2 separate regions of the Homo sapiens genome follow, and region 1 is linked to region 2. A link is a loop called in an ENCODE intact Hi-C map of the cell type or tissue named here. Cell type or tissue: K562. All regions are shown on one strand. Each heading gives the region's core, and the rest is flanking DNA. Links, peaks and the distances in the headings are about the cores only. Region 1 overlaps LINC02994 (long intergenic non-protein coding RNA 2994). Region 2 has its middle 370 kb from the start of GPAT3.

Region 1 (8,342 bases), core at 130-8,129, 340 kb before region 2:
TGTTGCTGGCACTGCATCATTAGGCTGTGTTCTTGGGGGTGTTTCAGTGGGCTTGGTATGGGCTTGTGTTTACCCCTCCACATATTTTCCTGGTGTTTCTAGAGGCCAATGCCCTATTTTGGGATACCTCTGGTGTCCGGCACAAAATTTTTGGAGTCATCTCAGAATTCTGCCTACCAAAATGGGCAATAGGGTATCAATTTTCAAAACATATTTATCTATTTGCATGTGTGTGTGTGTGTGTGTGTGTAAGTGTGTGCACTCATGCAGTTTTTAAAAATTTTGTGCCTGGCCATAGTGGCTCATGCCTGTAATCCCAACACTTTGAGAGGCTGAGGCAGGAGGATCACTTGAATCAAGGAGTTTGAGAATGGCCTGGGCAACATAGCAAGACCTTGTCTCTATTATTAAAAAAAATTGTAAGATATAACAAGATGCTAATAAGTGATCATTCTTTTCACTTGGCAGCTGAGAGTAAATGTTAATTTTCATATTTTTTTCATCATTCAGAAGTTTTTAATAAACAACTTCATTATAAAAACCTTTTTTTGAAAATGTAATTCTGTAAAACATTGAAAAACCTACTTTAACAGAGATATGCCCTGTGCATTTTCTAATGGCACTTATACTTTACAATTAAAAACCTTGTTTTATATGAAGCCAAAAATACTCTAAGAGGTTATTCACTGTGTTTACAAAGTGCTAGAAGATTTCTGTCTTGTATTTTTCTCTTTAAATAATCTGAAGTTACAAGAGACTGGCTCCAAAGCCTTGACCGCTGGTAGGGAAGGAGAAGCGTGAGAAGTGGTGTCTCAGGAGTTCTAGTGCCAAATATGCAGAGGTGGAAAGGTGCAAGTGCAAAAAATCAGCTAAGGAAGTCAGCTGACACACAAAGAAATTGGACTGGAATTTTTCCAAACCCCTCCATGGAGGCACTAGATGTTTATGGTGAACACCCTTTTCCCTCGCCATAGACCCTACTCTCCAAAGGTGAAGGTCAAGGCCAATCCCTTCCACAGCAGGTTCAGAGTTTCAGGAGAGGCCAGGGTGGGGTCCCAGAGGAATCTGGACTTTTCTGGCCAACACCTGCCTAAGGCAAAGTTTCTTATTACACAAATATCCTTGTTAAAAAGCAAAATATTGATCCTGTACAATATAACCTGTTAAAAAATCTTGCTTACAAACAGCTCCTAGATAAGAGGGGAGGTGGAGAGAGGACGGAGAAAACAGCTACCAAAAAGGGAAGGGGGAATTTAAAGGACTACTAGGGAAGGTTTTAGGGCAGTGGGAGAATTCCAACTTAGGACAGTATCTACGAGCAAAAAACTAATCACACCTGCTTCCCGGATTTCAATTAAGAAAATGCCATTTGTAAAAGGTTGGGCGGGGGGGATCCTCATTGGTGCTCCCTTCCCTGCCTCCCACCTCAAGATGATGCAGAGATCCTTTGAGCTGACACCTGGGCATGTCATCCCCTTACCCTCAGGACTGCATTCAGCCCTGACCAGCTACTGTGTAGGGTGGGAGGGGAATAGCTCATTGCTGACAGAGGCTGGAGATGGCAGGGAAAGGGGACATCACCCCTGTTTTTCCTGGTCCCTCATTGGTCTTTGTCATATGCCATGGCTCCTGTCCTGGGCAGATGCCCCTCAGGTTCTCATGGCCTCAGTGAGCATACTGAAGTGAGTTTGGGTACTGAGTGTAGGATAAAGCTATTCTTGTCCTTTGAACAACCAGGCCACTAAGGCTTCCCCCACCCCCAGCCCCCCAGATTTTAGGAAGGGAGGTTTAAGAAATGACTGGCTAGCTATGGTCCAAAAAAAAAGGTGAAGGCAGATATTATTCCTCTGTACCAGCAAAGTTCACAGTGATAGGAAAATTCCTTGTGGGTGCTGAGGACACTGAGGGAGGAGGAAAGGAAAGACAGGATAGATGGGAGGACACAGGAGTGAGGAAGGCAAGGAGAAAAGACAGGATGTGGGGGCAAGGCCCCAGTTACAAGGGTTCAAACAGTTGCTTTGCCAGTCCTATGACTTTCCCAGCATCACTTATGGGGAGAGAGAATTCGAGGGAGGGACAGGAAAGGGCAGGCAGAGAGGAAAGGACTCCTCTAACAGCCCAGGACTTTGTATTCTGCAGCCAGAGGCCCAATGGCCTCTGTAAACTGAGGGTGTAGGGAAGGTGGCAGTTAAGGTGAGAAGGGTTGCTGGGTCTAGTGATGAAAACCAGATACAACAAGGAGGATGGCAACAGCGAGTCCCAACTCGATTCTCACATACCATCACCTATAATACAAGTCCCAATAACATGACAGCATGCAGGAGGTGGCTGCGTATCAAGGTAGACGCTTTTTAAAATAAACCTTAATTAGTCCCTGGGACTCACTGAAACTAACTTTTAGAAGCAAACCATCTAGTCTGATTCTAACCTTGCCAGACATTTTAATATCTGGTTTTGTTTTTTAAAAGGTATCCCAAGCTACCCTGCCTATATCGAAACACACTCCAAATTGCTTCCAATCGAGGGCTAGGGAACTAAATGTTAAGGCCTTTACCTCAAACAAGGAGTACTGGCTTGGGCTGAAGCAGAAGCCTGAGTCCTGGACCTGCTCAGTTCCTGATGACAAACCAAGTGAACCTAGACAGAAGGTGGGTGAGGGAGGACTGGTACCAGGCTGAGGCAGTTCCTTGGTAGTTTGTCCTGAAACCCTAGTGGAGAAGTCAGTATGAGGCACCTACTGAGAGAAGTGCCCAGAAACTGCTGACTGCATCTGTTAAGAGTTAACAGTAAAGAGGTAGAAGTGTGTTTCTGAATCAGAGTGGAGGTGTCTCAAGGGTCCCACAATGGAGGTCCCTGAGTTGCCTCCCTTCCATGAGTGGGAAGAGTGAAGCCCATGAAGATCTAAGATGAAGCAAGGATGGGGTTCCTGGGCTCTGGGCAAGGGCTGTGCTCTCTGCGGCAGGGAGCCCCACAAGTCAGAAGAGAAGAACTAATCATTTGTTGCAAGAAACCTTGCTGGATACTAGGGGAAAACTGGAGGCGGGGGCAGGGGCACAAGAAGTGGAAGTGATGTGATGGAGAGCAGAGAAGCCTTCATGGGGGACACGGACGGGGTGGGTACTAAGGCTCCCTAACAGAGCCAAAAACTGAGCTGAGGACCTCTGTGGGGGCTACTGGAATGCTTGGTGGAAACGAGGCAGGGTGGTGCTACTCAGGCCAGACGTGAAGACAGGAGGCAAGGAGTGCAGAGGCCCAAAGTTCAGTGGTCACCCCGCTCCTGGGGAATCTTGAGGCTGAGCTTGCAAAGTGGTGAGCAGGGGCTGTGCCTCTGCCTGGGAGTAGCCCATGACCAGGCCTCCCGTGGCCCCAGGTGGGTTACACGGGGGCAGGTTGAGTGGAAGAAAGCCCAGTAGGTGGGAGAAGTCCACGTTAGCAGCGCAGAGGGCCTCAGAGAGGTTGGCGGGGCTCTTGGCAAACAGTGCTTCATCTAGGAGGGCCGCAGCTGCCGCCGGCTGAGGTGAGGCGGGCTGGGGTTCAGCGGCTGAGAGAGACAGGCTTCCAGGAAGCTCCGCCAGAAAACTATCCACCTCCACTTTGGGCAATTTGTCGGGCAAGTATGAGGTAGATCCAAGCTGGTATTTTGGAGGGAGCTGAGCTGGGGAAGAGATAGGTGAGGATTCCAGAGGGCAGCTCATACCCATGGGCAGCGTGTTGTGCATCAGAGAGTGTTGCACGCCCGTGCTGGGCATGGTAGGGATGTGGGCACCATACATGCCCATGGGCAACATGCCAGGGAAGGCCTTGGTTCCCATTACTTCCCGAGAGGCCATGCACAGCACAGGGCTCAGCTCTTCCTTCACACTGACTGTGGAGCTGCAGCTAAGTAGGCCTAACATGTCCCCACGGGCTCTGTCTTGATCTTGAGCTGCTCCTGCAAGTGGCTCTTCTTGACATGACGCATCAGGTGGTCCTTACGGCCAAACCGCGGGGCACAGTACTGACACAGGAAGTCCTCACGGCCTGTGTGCACCACTAGGTGCCGCTGTACATCCTTACGAGTATAGAACCGCCGGTCGCAGTGGTCACAGGGGTGCTTCTTCTCCTTGGCACTGCCTGCTACCCGGCGTGAGTGGCCCTTCAGGTGCTCTAGCAGGGCCTGGGTACTCTCAAAGGTCTGCAGGCACACCTTGCAGCTGAGGTCACCGCTGCTGGCAGCATGCATGGCCAGGTGGCGCCGGTGGCCCAGCTTCGTATTGTAATTCTTACCGCACTCAGAGCAGCGGAGGGCCTCTTTGTTAGGGTCATGGGTCTGCAGATGGTTCCGCAGATGATCCTTGCGGTGAAACACCTTATCACAGTACATACACTGGTGGGTTTCTGGGCTGAGTGGGTGGCCATGTGCCTATACAGCTTGTATTTGGAAGCAAAAGACTCGCCACAGTGCAGCTGACGGCAGCTATATGGTCTCTGCTCTGGTTGTGGGAGGCTGTGAGGCCTCAGCTTCTCTCCATTTGAGAAAGGTTTCTCCGAAATTTCACATTGGCACTTCACTTGACTCTCCGCCTCCCGGCCCCGAGGCCTGGGAACTAGTTTCCAGCCCACTTCCTCCTGATTTGCATCTTGAATCCAGCGGGGGACGCTGGTGAAAAATGTGGTCATGGCAAGGCTAATGGCAAAGGGCCATGTTATTGAGAATTCCTCACCGTCCGCTCCACACAGGCTCTCAGCTCTGTCACAGCCTCCAATGCAGCTTTGAGAAAACAATCTCTTCGCCGCACTCGGGGCCCCACCGCTGCGGGTTGGGCGGCGCTCGGGCTCCGCCAGTATTTTCAGATTTTTAATCTTTTTTGGTTGTCAGCATTTTCTAGTATTTCTATACAAATACATATTTTAAAAGTGAGCTATTTTTAAGACGTTTAAGTAATAACTTTAAAATGATAACCTCACATGATAAAACCCAAACATAGAACAAAATGCTAATATTATTTTCTAAGTTATTGACTTTTTTACCAGTTGCACTAACTTCACTTAATATTTATTTAAGACACAGGCACTCAATGCAGGGGTAAATGTATAGTACTTCTCTATCCTTGCTTTGAGATGACCAAAAGTGGAAAGGCAGAGAAATTGACAGGGGCACTCATTATGGAGCTCATAGGGAGGGTGATTCCTCCCTGCATGAATTACTCATAAAAGAAGTACAAGAGATTCATGACATTGCTCCTGACAGCATTGAAATTCTTTTTAATGGGGGTATGACCTAAAACGAACCTTTGATACCTGATCATGATGATGGGCTGTTTATTTATTTCTTCTCCTTCGTTTCCAGCTGGGGAGATGATTAATGTACCTACCTTTCTTGTGATGGCCTCTGTGTATAAGTTGCTGTCCTTGAAGGACATTCAATGTTTTAAAGTGCTGATCAGTCTAATTTCTTCCTTCTAGGCTGTCTAGAAAAGGACACCAACAATCACCCATGAAGATTGCCCTTCAACCTTTGGGAGGAAATGATCGAAATGGGAGCTAGAGAAGATTGTTGTTGGAATCTCAGGTGAGGCATTTTCTATCCGATACAGGAAACTTATATACTTGTAGAGGACAGTTGAAGCCATGTTCAGGTAAAATGGTGCCATATAATGACAGCTGCCTGATGTGTGGAGGGCTTTTTTTTTTAACAATGACAACAAGTTAAGCCAAATGGCAACTGATTTTTTGTATTATTTTTATTCATGATTAATCGTGATAAAACATACATAATATAAAATTTACCATTTTAACCATTCCTAAGTGTACACTCAGTAGTAATATTCACATTGTTGTGCAAACAATCTCAATGATTTTTTTTTTATCTTGCAAAACTGAAACTCCATACCCAAGAAGCACCATCTCTCCATTTTTTCTTCCTCTCAGCCCCTGGCAACCACCATTCTACTTTCTACTTCTATAAATTTGTCTATTTCAGATACCTCATACATTGTATAATACTTTTTTTGTCTTTTTGTGACTGGCGTATTTCACTTAGCATAATGTCTTCATAAGGGCTTCAAGGTTCATCCATGCTGTAGGATGTATCAGCATATCCTTCCTTTTTAAAGGTTAAATAATATTCCATTGTTGACCACATTTTATTTATCCCTTGTCCATTGATGAACAGTTGGGCTACTTCCACCTTTTGGCTACTGTGAATAATGCTCCTATGAACATGGGTGTATTCAAATATCTGATTAAATCTTTGCTTTCCATTATTTTGACGTTTAAACTCAGTTTCACTACCACTACTCCGAAGTGGAATTGCTAGATCATATATAATCCCATACATAAGTTTCTAACTCCATCACTGGGCGGTAAATGTCGGAAACTCAGAAGTGCAGGCTTTGGTGCAGGAATGTGAGTAGTTAGAGGCCGTTACACAATACTTTAGGCCAGCGATCCAGAGCCACCCCATTGAAGATGAAGATGCATCCTTTGTTTGGCAGAAGTTACAGTAGTGATAACAGCAAGGGATAGGAAAGCTGAAGGATCTGGAACACATTAGTCATCTGGTCATAGGAAGCAAGATTGATAGTGGGTGAGCACAGAAATGTCTCACATTATGGGAATAGAAAGGAAAGAACTATAGTTTTCAAACTTCAATCAACTTAGAAAAATTTGTGTCATCTTTTGATTCCTGGGCTTCATTCTCAAGAGATTCCCATTCAGTAAGCCCTTTTGAGGCTCAAAAATCTGCATTTTAATAAACATCAGAGAAAAATAATTGGGGAAAAATAATTCCTAACAACTGTCAGGTGATGAAAACTAACTCTTGATTACCCATGTTAACATGAAGAAAAGTACAATATCCTGAATCAATGACTCTCAAGCGCTGGGCTATAAACCAATTCTGTGCTGGCTACTTCATCACTTGGATAACTTGCTGCATTAAGAAATACCTGGGCCCCAGTGCCTGATTCTCAGTGTGTGTTATATTTTTCTCTATCTTCACAGGTTGGCAATTTCATAGAAGGCCCACTTTTCCCAGTTTTAAGGTAGTGATTAAATCCAAAATACAACTGAGTGCTTTAGAGGAAGGAACACACGTGGGACTCCCATAGTTAAACTAAATGTCATACAGACTTCTCTAATGCTTTGATTTTTAGAAACTTGACTCATGCTATCACACAGTCTGTACAAGTCTGGCCCCTTCCTCAGGATTAGTGCAAATCCTGTGGTATAGCTCCGCCCAGAGACAGAGGCACCGGGAGGAGCAACTATAGACTTCATCCCCTCCTAACTTTTCAATTTTCAAACCCACTCATGAATTCTTTGAGGTTAATAACTTTACTGAAGATCCCTGGAGTGAAGACAGGCACCATATTACTACATGGCAGTAATCTCCCACTTGTTAATTGCCCCACACCATCTTCTGTTGTATTTTCTAAAATCCAAGCTCCTAATCTGTGCTGTACTTGTTCATTCAGCTCTCTAGAAATTGCAGTAGAATCTGCCATTCTCCATGGGATTGTTGCCATCAGCAAAAATTTTCTATTTACTACCAACAAGTCTCCGGAGGGGGGAATATATTGTGTTAAGATGGTTGTTTAAGATGTTATTTTCCCAGGATTCAGGATCCTGAGTCTACACGATAGAATAACTACCAAACCATATCAAGATCCTAAGGATGGTATGGGGAGGTCATGCCCTCTTCAAACTTCTGCAGTTCGACTCAAACTTTCTCTCTTTAACTTCAACCTAAGAAGGTCTCCTAATGATCCAGATCATAACACATGGAATCCATAACTCTATTAGCTTGCAATAGGCAGCCCTGAAGCCAGGATCAAGATTGCAGAGTAGCCTTCCTGATTTGCTTTCCCTTATCCCCATACTCAAATCTTAGTTCTCTGTGTTTTTAACATTCAGATTATAGGATTACACTAAGAAAAGAAGACAGTGTTTGCCCCAACAGTGATTTATTTAAATTATTTTGATGATACTAAGTATCCCAATTAATATGTTTGGACTTGACCCACTCATATCATCACTTGATCTCCTGAGGTAAGGGGATTGGCTGGTGGAAGGAAGGTAGACTGGAAAGGAGTCCCTCTAGAGCTGTTAATCTGTCCCATCAAATCACCATAAATCAGTTCCTAATTTTCAATAGAAACAGAAACAGCATTATTTTAACTGGAACCTGACTTTCATACTTCCCTGTAAACCACTATCTTGAGCACTGTGGGAATTTGTGGAGAATAACAATTTATAATTGAGGGCTGGGCACAGCGGCTCACACCTGTAATCCCAACACTCTGGGAGGCCAAGGCGGCAGGAATAGTTGAGTCCAGGAGTTCAAGACCAGCCTGGGCAAC
Region 2 (8,342 bases), core at 235-8,234:
AAAGTAATTCAAATGTACTACCATTAAAGCCACACAGTAAGTTGGAGCTCTGGTCTTCCTTCCCTTGTGTTTCATCAAAAAGAACTGGCATGTGGAGATAAATAAATGTTCAGTTCATTTTAGAAATCCTGATCACTGAGAGAACAACAAGGCAGTGGCAAAACCTCCCAGATATTAAGTCAGAAAATCTAAGTTCTCATCATACGTTGGAGACTCCTGTAACTTTAGGTAAGTCAAATTCTTTCTGAGGCTCAAGTTTCTGGTCTGCAACAAGCAAATGATATCCTCAATTACCTCAGATGGTTGCTGAAATGGCAAAGTTAAACAGTATGTTGTGAGAACATAGGGAACCACAGAAATACAACATAATATCAGATATTAACCTTCCTTGAAATCTAGATAGATAGATAGATAGATCGTTCAGAAGACTACAAGTATGTAGAAAGGGCAGGAAAAACGGCAGATGATTATCCAAAAGTATGTTTGTAAGACATCAAAATAATTTTCTACCTTCCTAAATTTGCCAAATGAGATCTTTAATAGCACTATTAAGTACATTGCATATTATTTTCTTCATTTTAGGGAATGAGGCTTAGAGAACATTAATTTATTCAACGTACATTCATTAACCACCTCCGATGCAAGCACTGAAAGTTAAGCTTTTCCAAGCCAACATTTCTTTCAAGCAGCAAAATCAGAATTCACACTCAGGTCTGTTTGTATCATATTAACAAACATGATACAAAATGTCTGGAAGCTGTAAGGAACATTAGAGTTCATTCATTCCCAACCCTCTACTCCAAGCAAGGATAGAGAGAAAGATTCTTCGCATCATTAATAACGCAGATGCAAGCATAGATAGGTTGCTGATAACAATCTCAGATGAAAAAACCAACATACGGGATGACAAGGCAGAATGTGTTAGTTAATCAAATTTCTTAATCATTCACTGGCCACCTAGGCTGAGCCAGGTAATAATATGGTAGGTGATTGTGCAGGTACAAACATGTAACAAATATTTCCCTACCCTGGAGATGTACCAAAGCTAGGGGGCAACAGACGGAGGAAAGGACAAAGACATCCAAGGACACCCGAGGATCATCCTTGACCAACTTGTTTCTCAGCACAGGAGAGACAGTCCTTGGGAATAACTTTACATGTGTTGTGGTCGTTGTTTTTAATGTGTGTGGGGAGAGTGAGAGGACACTGGCATTTTTAGTGAATGAAGCAAGTCAATTTTGTGCTGTTGATGTAAAGGTCATCCCATAGGTACATTGTGTAAGGCCTGGGGGAAAACGTCATATTAAAAATAATCAATGTTTGGCTGTATATACTAACATTTGATTAGCACTTTAGGATTCCCAGAACACTGACAAATGGATTATCTCTTTCAGGTTAAAACATTATAATTTACAAAAAAACCTGGATAACTTTCTATGCAGAAAATGAAAATACAGAAATTCTGTTCTCTTGCTTCACTTTTCTTCTCCATACAAAATCAACCCTCCTTAACTCATCCCCTCAAGTTTGCCAACGTTAATCATTTCCTATTAAATTCCATTGGAGACAGGGGGCATAGAGAGAAAACGTATGCCCTTGCCCTTTAAAAATAAATATATATATATATATATATATATATATATATATATATATATATATTCTGAAACATATGTGGCAGGCAGCTCAGAGAAATGAGTCACATTTCCATATGAAGATTGAGGATTATCAGTAAACTTGATGAAAGCTAAATTCTCTTTCCCAGGCATAACTGCCACACAGGAGCTTCTCTCTCTCCCCACTTCTCAATGGTTCATTATTATGCAGGTAGCAGTTAGAATTCTGCAGAGCAGGAAGGCGTAGCTAATCTCTGAAGTCCAAAGTTTGTTAAAATGCACGTAACTATACATAAGAAAAATCTTAGATTCTTCTGTTTCCTAAATGCATATGGGGAACTAGGTTTGAAATTAAAGATAAAAAAGAAAAGTGAAGAAAATTGTTGTTTCTCTGGGTGTCATATATTCATCAGGATAGAGCTGCAGAACAAATTCGATGAAATAAAATTAGTGTTTATAAGTCAATGTGAACTCTAAAAAAGCATCTGAACACAGAATTTTCCATGGACATTTGGAAACACTTAGTTTCTCAGCCCCAACTCACTAATGCAGGTTCAATGAATATTAGTGAAGAGGAACCACCAAGGGGTAAATGGATCTTTAATTTTTATTTCCACTCTCCTTTTTTCATCCCCCAAAATGGCCCTTTCGGGAACATCACACACCGGGGCCTGTCGTGGGGTGGGGGGAGAGGGGAGGGATAGCATTAGGAGATATACCTAATGTAAATGACGAGTTAATGGGTGCAGCACACCAACATGGCACATGTACACATATGTAACAAACCTGCACGTTGTGCACATGTACCCTAGAACTTAAAGTATAATAATTTTTAAAAAATGGCCCTTTCAATGCCTCCTTAACAGTTCAAACAGATGTCTTATCCTTTGTGCCCTGTACTTGGAATCATACTTGTTAGCCTACTTTCATATAGAATGCTTTAGAATTGGCGTTGTCCCGGAAGTCACTGATTACTTTAAAAGGATACTTCCATGCCTGGAATAGGATGGCCCAATCCAGGCATAACAAGAGTGGCCACTGAAGGAGATTTCATCTGAAAGCAAATGGCAGTCACTGATGGGTATCAAGAATGGAGACATAAAGAGCAGGAGCTCATTCAGGAGGGAGGTTTACAGTGAAGAGAAGGGAATGAGCATTTATGGAGTGTCTGCATGAGGTCTGCTGCTTCGCTGCATTTTCTCATTCAATTCTTACAACTCTTCAGGTGAACATTATTATGCTCCTTTTTATAAATTAATTCTATCAGCAAATATATATATATACTATCTATTACATACATAGACATCTATTTTTATTCATCGTTGATAAGTAAACAAGACTAGAAGGTCCTCTCCCTTACGGATATTATTAGATAATATAATTCTAAAAGGCTTCATATCTAGAAAACATGTATGCATGTGTATTAATAAAGGGCTATTAAATCAGTGACTATACACTTCTAATAGCCTGATGCACATTCCATACCTTTGGAGTTCTTTGTCAATTGTAAAGCAAATATGAGAGTTTCATTTGTGGGATATTATTAATTATATTGGGATATCTCCTGATCTGAAAAATGGGGATAAGAATACTTACTCATAGAGCTGCTTTAAAGGTTGCAGGAGACAACAAATATATGTTTATGGGCTCAATAAATGTTATTTGCCCTTCCATTTTGCTTTATTTCTCTTCCAAGTTATTCAAGTTATTCTCAAGTTTCTCTTCCAAGTTATTCTCTTCCAAGATATTGGTAAATGCCATTTACCAATAAGTAAAATGCAATCTGAGAAGCATTTATATTGGATTCCCATAAGGGGAAAATGATTAATTTCTTAAGCAATGAAAAGATATATTTTGAAGGAGCCTTACCTGTGAAATGGTCTCATTGGCTGACATCCATGAACAGCATTAGAGAAAAAAATTGTTGAATCTAAAAAACATATTTTATGCTTTCATACCACTCTGTAATTTTTAAAAACCTGAAATTATAGGGCAGCTTTATCACAGCGAAGTCTTGCCCACATTCTTCTTCTAATATGTCTCAAACTTATAGTTTCAGGAAAAACATGAGAATGAAAACAGCAATATTTGGTAAACACCAAAATATCAGTGATGCTACCTTTAAGAAACATTTAATAATAAACTTGTGCTGAACTTGTTAATAAGTGCTGTGCTTTTATTCTCATTCTCTCTGTCTGTCTCTCTCTCTCTCTCCCTCGTTCTCATTTCTGCCAATTGTCTTAAAGATGTTACAGGGTTTAAAACAATATATTGTCATAAATCTCCAAAAGATGGCGATGGAGAAAGGCATTACCAAGTTGGACTTAGGATTCTTCCCCCCAGTTAAAAAAGACACCGAGCTCCCTATTTCCTCACCAGTTTGGCTGCTTTCCCAGCAGTCTTTAGTGATGAGGAATATTTATCAGTACTTTTTCTTCTTCTTCTTGGCCAACTCTGTCAAAGAAAATTCCAAAAGAGAAGGCAATCTCAAAATAATTGTCTTACTAGAAATCAACAAACCAACAGAATCTTACTATCTAAACAACTGTTTCCCAATTTTCTCCAAAGTACAAAGGCATGCCTGTGGAGTGTTTCAGTCTATGTTCCAAGAAGCAACAGTGAACACTTTTTCCTCTTGCAATAAATATCCACAGTAGAGGCCATCAAAATAACAGTTTGGTCCAAAAAAAAAAAAAAAAAAGGTCTTTATCCTGATTACCAAAATCTTTTGAACATTTACTTTCAAAAGATGAAGTATAATTAGACATAATTATCTGTTTCTTTGTAATGTCTTCCAGGAGAGTCTAGAAAACAGTTCTGACATAGCAGTGTGACCTTATATAAATAATTGTTCCTCCTTCTGCCCATTCTTTAACTACCAACTGAGATAACTGTTAGACCATGGTTTTCAACAGGGGTTAATCCCCATTCCACCACCACCACCACCACTGCCAGCAGCAGCAGCTGCTGCAGCACCCACCCTCTGCACTCTCACCCAGATTTTGGCCATGTCTGGAGACATTTTTGGTTGTCACAACTGGGGGATGCTACTGACATCTAGTGGGTAGAGGGCAGGGATGCTGCTAAACATCTTACAATGCACAGGACAGCCCCCCACAAAAAGAATAATCTGGACCAAAATGCCAATAGTGCCAAGATGAAAAACCTTGTTAGAAGATCTATGAAGATACTTCAACACTGAACTTTTACAAAGAGTTACTGCATATGCACAAATATGTATACACACACAAATATATATCGAACCAAGGTTCCCACTTAAATAAGTCTCAGATACATCTTGATGTTCCAAACAACAAGAAGGAAGTGCAAAAATTCGGCAGCTAGCCAACTAAGCAACATACACTAAGTGTTTCCAGTAGACATAATATGGGCAGAAAAATGTCTTACAATGTAGTTTCAAATGCAATAAAAACTCAGCCATTGTGAGCCCCACCCAGAATAAATAAGGTGGAGAACATCTGAAAGAGGGAACAGCTGCATGGTCTATAACAACCTTTTACCTCAAGTCAAATCCTGATGGAAACCTAGTACTTTGCTCAAACTAAAGCAAGGTAACCGTGAAGAGAAGTTTATGAAGATTTTTAAATAATGTATTCTTCAAAGGAATTGGTCCATGGATCTGACCATATATGTATCCCATTGATGTATCCCATTATAACAGTCAGAGCAACTAGATAGCCAGATCGAAAACACATAGATCACATTTACAATAAAACTAGATGGCAAGGTATCCACATGGTGTGAATCCCCAAAATCACATAAGGTGGAAAAGCCACCAGCAGCCACAAGATGTTCATACTGCCAACATCAGTGCAGGAAAAAGCAAAGAAAAACAATACAGGTCTATGGACTAAGAATAGGAGAGCCTCAAAATAGCCAGCAGATATTACTAGAAATCTTGGCAAGCCAATTTGAGAATAGGAGATGACACTGGGACAGTTTTGCTCAATCTAATATCATGTGTGTACAAAGGACATAAGTAAATACCTAAAAGAGCTGGAGCAGTCTAGCCACTGTGCACACTGGAAACTGACCAGCCAGGTGTGTCTTTTAGGATGGGGACTCATACCGAGGAGAAATGGTGACAGTGGGATCAAAATGAAGCAGGTCAGGCATGGTGGGTGGTGCCTGTAATCCTGGCTAAGGCAGGAGAATTGCTTAAAGTGAGGAATTCGAGACCAGCCTGAGATGCATAGTAATACCCAGTCTCTAAAAAAATTAAAAGAAAAAAAAATAGCCAGACATAGTGGCACATGCCTACTGTCCCATCTACTCAGGGGCTGAAGTGAGAGAATCTCTTGAGCCCAGGGTTTTGAGGCTGCAATGAGCTATGACTGCACTACTGTAGACAACAGAGTAAGACCCCTTCTTTAAAAAATAAATAAATACAATTTTTTAAAAGTTAAGCAAGATATGGACAAAAAAAAAGACAAAGAAAAGAAATGTTTCTGATCTAGAAAATTAGCAAGAAATCTCAGAAATCAAGCTGTCATGCTTCTTGGCACAACATAAAAATAAGCAAACAAACAAAAGGAGAAGAGGGAGTTCTATAAAGTTGCACAGCTATCTGAACCAAGGCTCCTTCTAACATTCTCAAAAAACTAAATTAACATGAAAATGAGCAGCAGGAATGTATTGAAGTCTATATCTTAGATAGTTACTATAAGAGAAAAGATAAATAAGAAACAGAATAACATCCTTATAGTTCAGGTCTGCCCAATAGAACTTTTCCTGGTGATGGAAATGTTCTATATCTGTGCCATCCAACATAGTGGCTCCTAGACACATGTGACTATTGACTAATGAGCCCAGGGAACCAAATTTTAACTTTATTAAATTTTAACTAATTAAAATGTAAATAGCTATATGAGGCTAGTTGGTACTATATTGCATAGCACAACTATAGAAAAGAAAAGCATGCCAGAAAAAAAATTTCAAAAAGCAATCAAAACTGTAACATAATACTTCAAAATGATTTAAAGTCATTAAGAAAGTAATACAATATGACAGTAACATAAATCAAAATTAGAATAATTGACTGAGATAACACTCAAGAAATAATTAGAAATTAAGAAACAATTATTTTAAAAGTGAAGACTTAATTAAAAGAAAATGAGTAAATAACAATACTTTGAAATAAATAGAAGAAAAAAGGAGAAAAAAATTAAACATCAAAAGCAAATGAAGAAAGAGATGAAAATGATGTGGGAAAAGAGAGAAATATTGAAGCAGTTAAGAAGACCCAACACACGGATAATATGAATACCTGAAGAAGAAAACCAGTATTGATAAGCACTAAAACAAATTCTCAAGAATATAATTCAAAAACAAATTTCTGAAATAAAAAAGACTTGAAACTACATATTGAAAATGTACAATATATACTTGAAAATATAAACCCAGAATAACAAAAAGCAAGAAATAAATATTCTTGTAAAAGAACAGGAATTTAAAGAAAAAATTCTTTTGGAATCTGGACTAAAGAACATATGACTTACATAATTGATTGGATTATTAGTCTGTCATTAGACTTTTCAACAACAGTTTATCCCAAAAGAAAACTGAATAACTGATTTAAAACACTCAAGAAAAAAAGTGCACCAAATATTTTATATTCAGAAAAACTAACATTCAAATATACAGGAGACAGACAGCAAGCGATAATAGTTCAGTTTCTATTCTCCTCACGAGTACTTCTCAAGGAATCTACTACAGAACAAGCTTCAAACAACCAAGATCAGTAGAGACTGGTGAAAAACATTAAGTATGTAGCAATTTATAGAATTAAGTGAGGATTAAACGGGAGAAATTATAGTATGTAATGGCTATGTGATCTAATAATACAAATCCAGTAAAATTATTAAAAACTGTGGGGAGTACAGGACTAACATATATAAAACAAATGATAACCTGTTTTCAGTTTTTTTAGAATTGGCAATGGTAGTATTAGTATTGTTGTTCTCACCCTATTGTATGTATACAAAAGGAAAACAAATAATTATGGGGTTTCCTAATTCTATTACTCCTGTGCCCTTGAGAACTAAAATTCTTGGTGCAGAATTCAGAAGACAAGGATATAATATAGATCCAGATAAATTAAAGCACACTAAGCTTAAATATAAATTGGAAATATTGGTATGAATTTATAAGTATTTTGTGTGTTTACACTAAAAATATTTATTTCAGTAATATTTTATATTTTTGTATTTACATAATACAATATATAATGCATATATTATTCATATTATAAAGTGCGTATGTGTGTGTCCTAGCTCTGTCCACTGAAAAGGCCAAGAAACAATGATCAACCAAGTAGAAATAAGGCTCTCTCGTACTTAGGCTGTGGTTTTGAAAAACCATCTCTATAAAAAAAAACAATCAAGCAGCAGAGCTTTTCAAAATATAGCTGTTTTCAGGTCAGCATCAGAAAATGTACAAGATGACCCTGAAACATCTTGACATATCAAATGGATAGCAAAGAGTCCATGTAAGATTACTAGGGTCATGGCAAAAGGTCTCAGAAATCAATTCCTCAGGATCTCACTGGCCAAAGATGAAACAATGTAAACTCGAATAAGGATAAGCAGTCCAACAGATTGAAAACCAAGAAATACATTTAAATTATGTTTGAAATCCATGAGTTCATATGAACCAATTGATCTTAAATTAAGTAAAAAGACAGCAGTCTGTCACTAGATAAACAAATGA

Evidence for each region. Peaks named below come from ENCODE experiments on the same cell type or tissue, not always from the same donor. Only the 100,000 strongest peaks of a DNase experiment are listed, where the experiment ranks them.
Region 1: it touches region 2 in a loop (4-fold over the local background); 8 of 110 quality-filtered maps call a loop at or near these places.

The regions. Positions count from the first base shown.
Region 1 is chr4:84,240,320-84,248,661 of GRCh38, reverse strand. It overlaps LINC02994 (long intergenic non-protein coding RNA 2994), which reads left to right. Exons shown (of 9, transcript NR_125909.1): 5 at 5,446-5,551. It also overlaps the pseudogene LOC152845. Among named protein-coding and RNA genes, the nearest start is that of LINC02994, 55 kb to the left of the region's middle. RefSeq lists enhancers at 2,865-3,838, 3,839-4,812. In K562, for the core only: a CTCF peak has its summit at 4,026 (motif pointing right); no DNase peak of the experiment used is centred there; H3K4me3 peaks cover 335 bases.
Region 2 is chr4:83,902,462-83,910,803 of GRCh38, reverse strand. No RefSeq gene overlaps it. Among named protein-coding and RNA genes, the nearest start is that of GPAT3, 370 kb to the right of the region's middle. In K562, for the core only: a CTCF peak has its summit at 4,658 (motif pointing left); no DNase peak of the experiment used is centred there.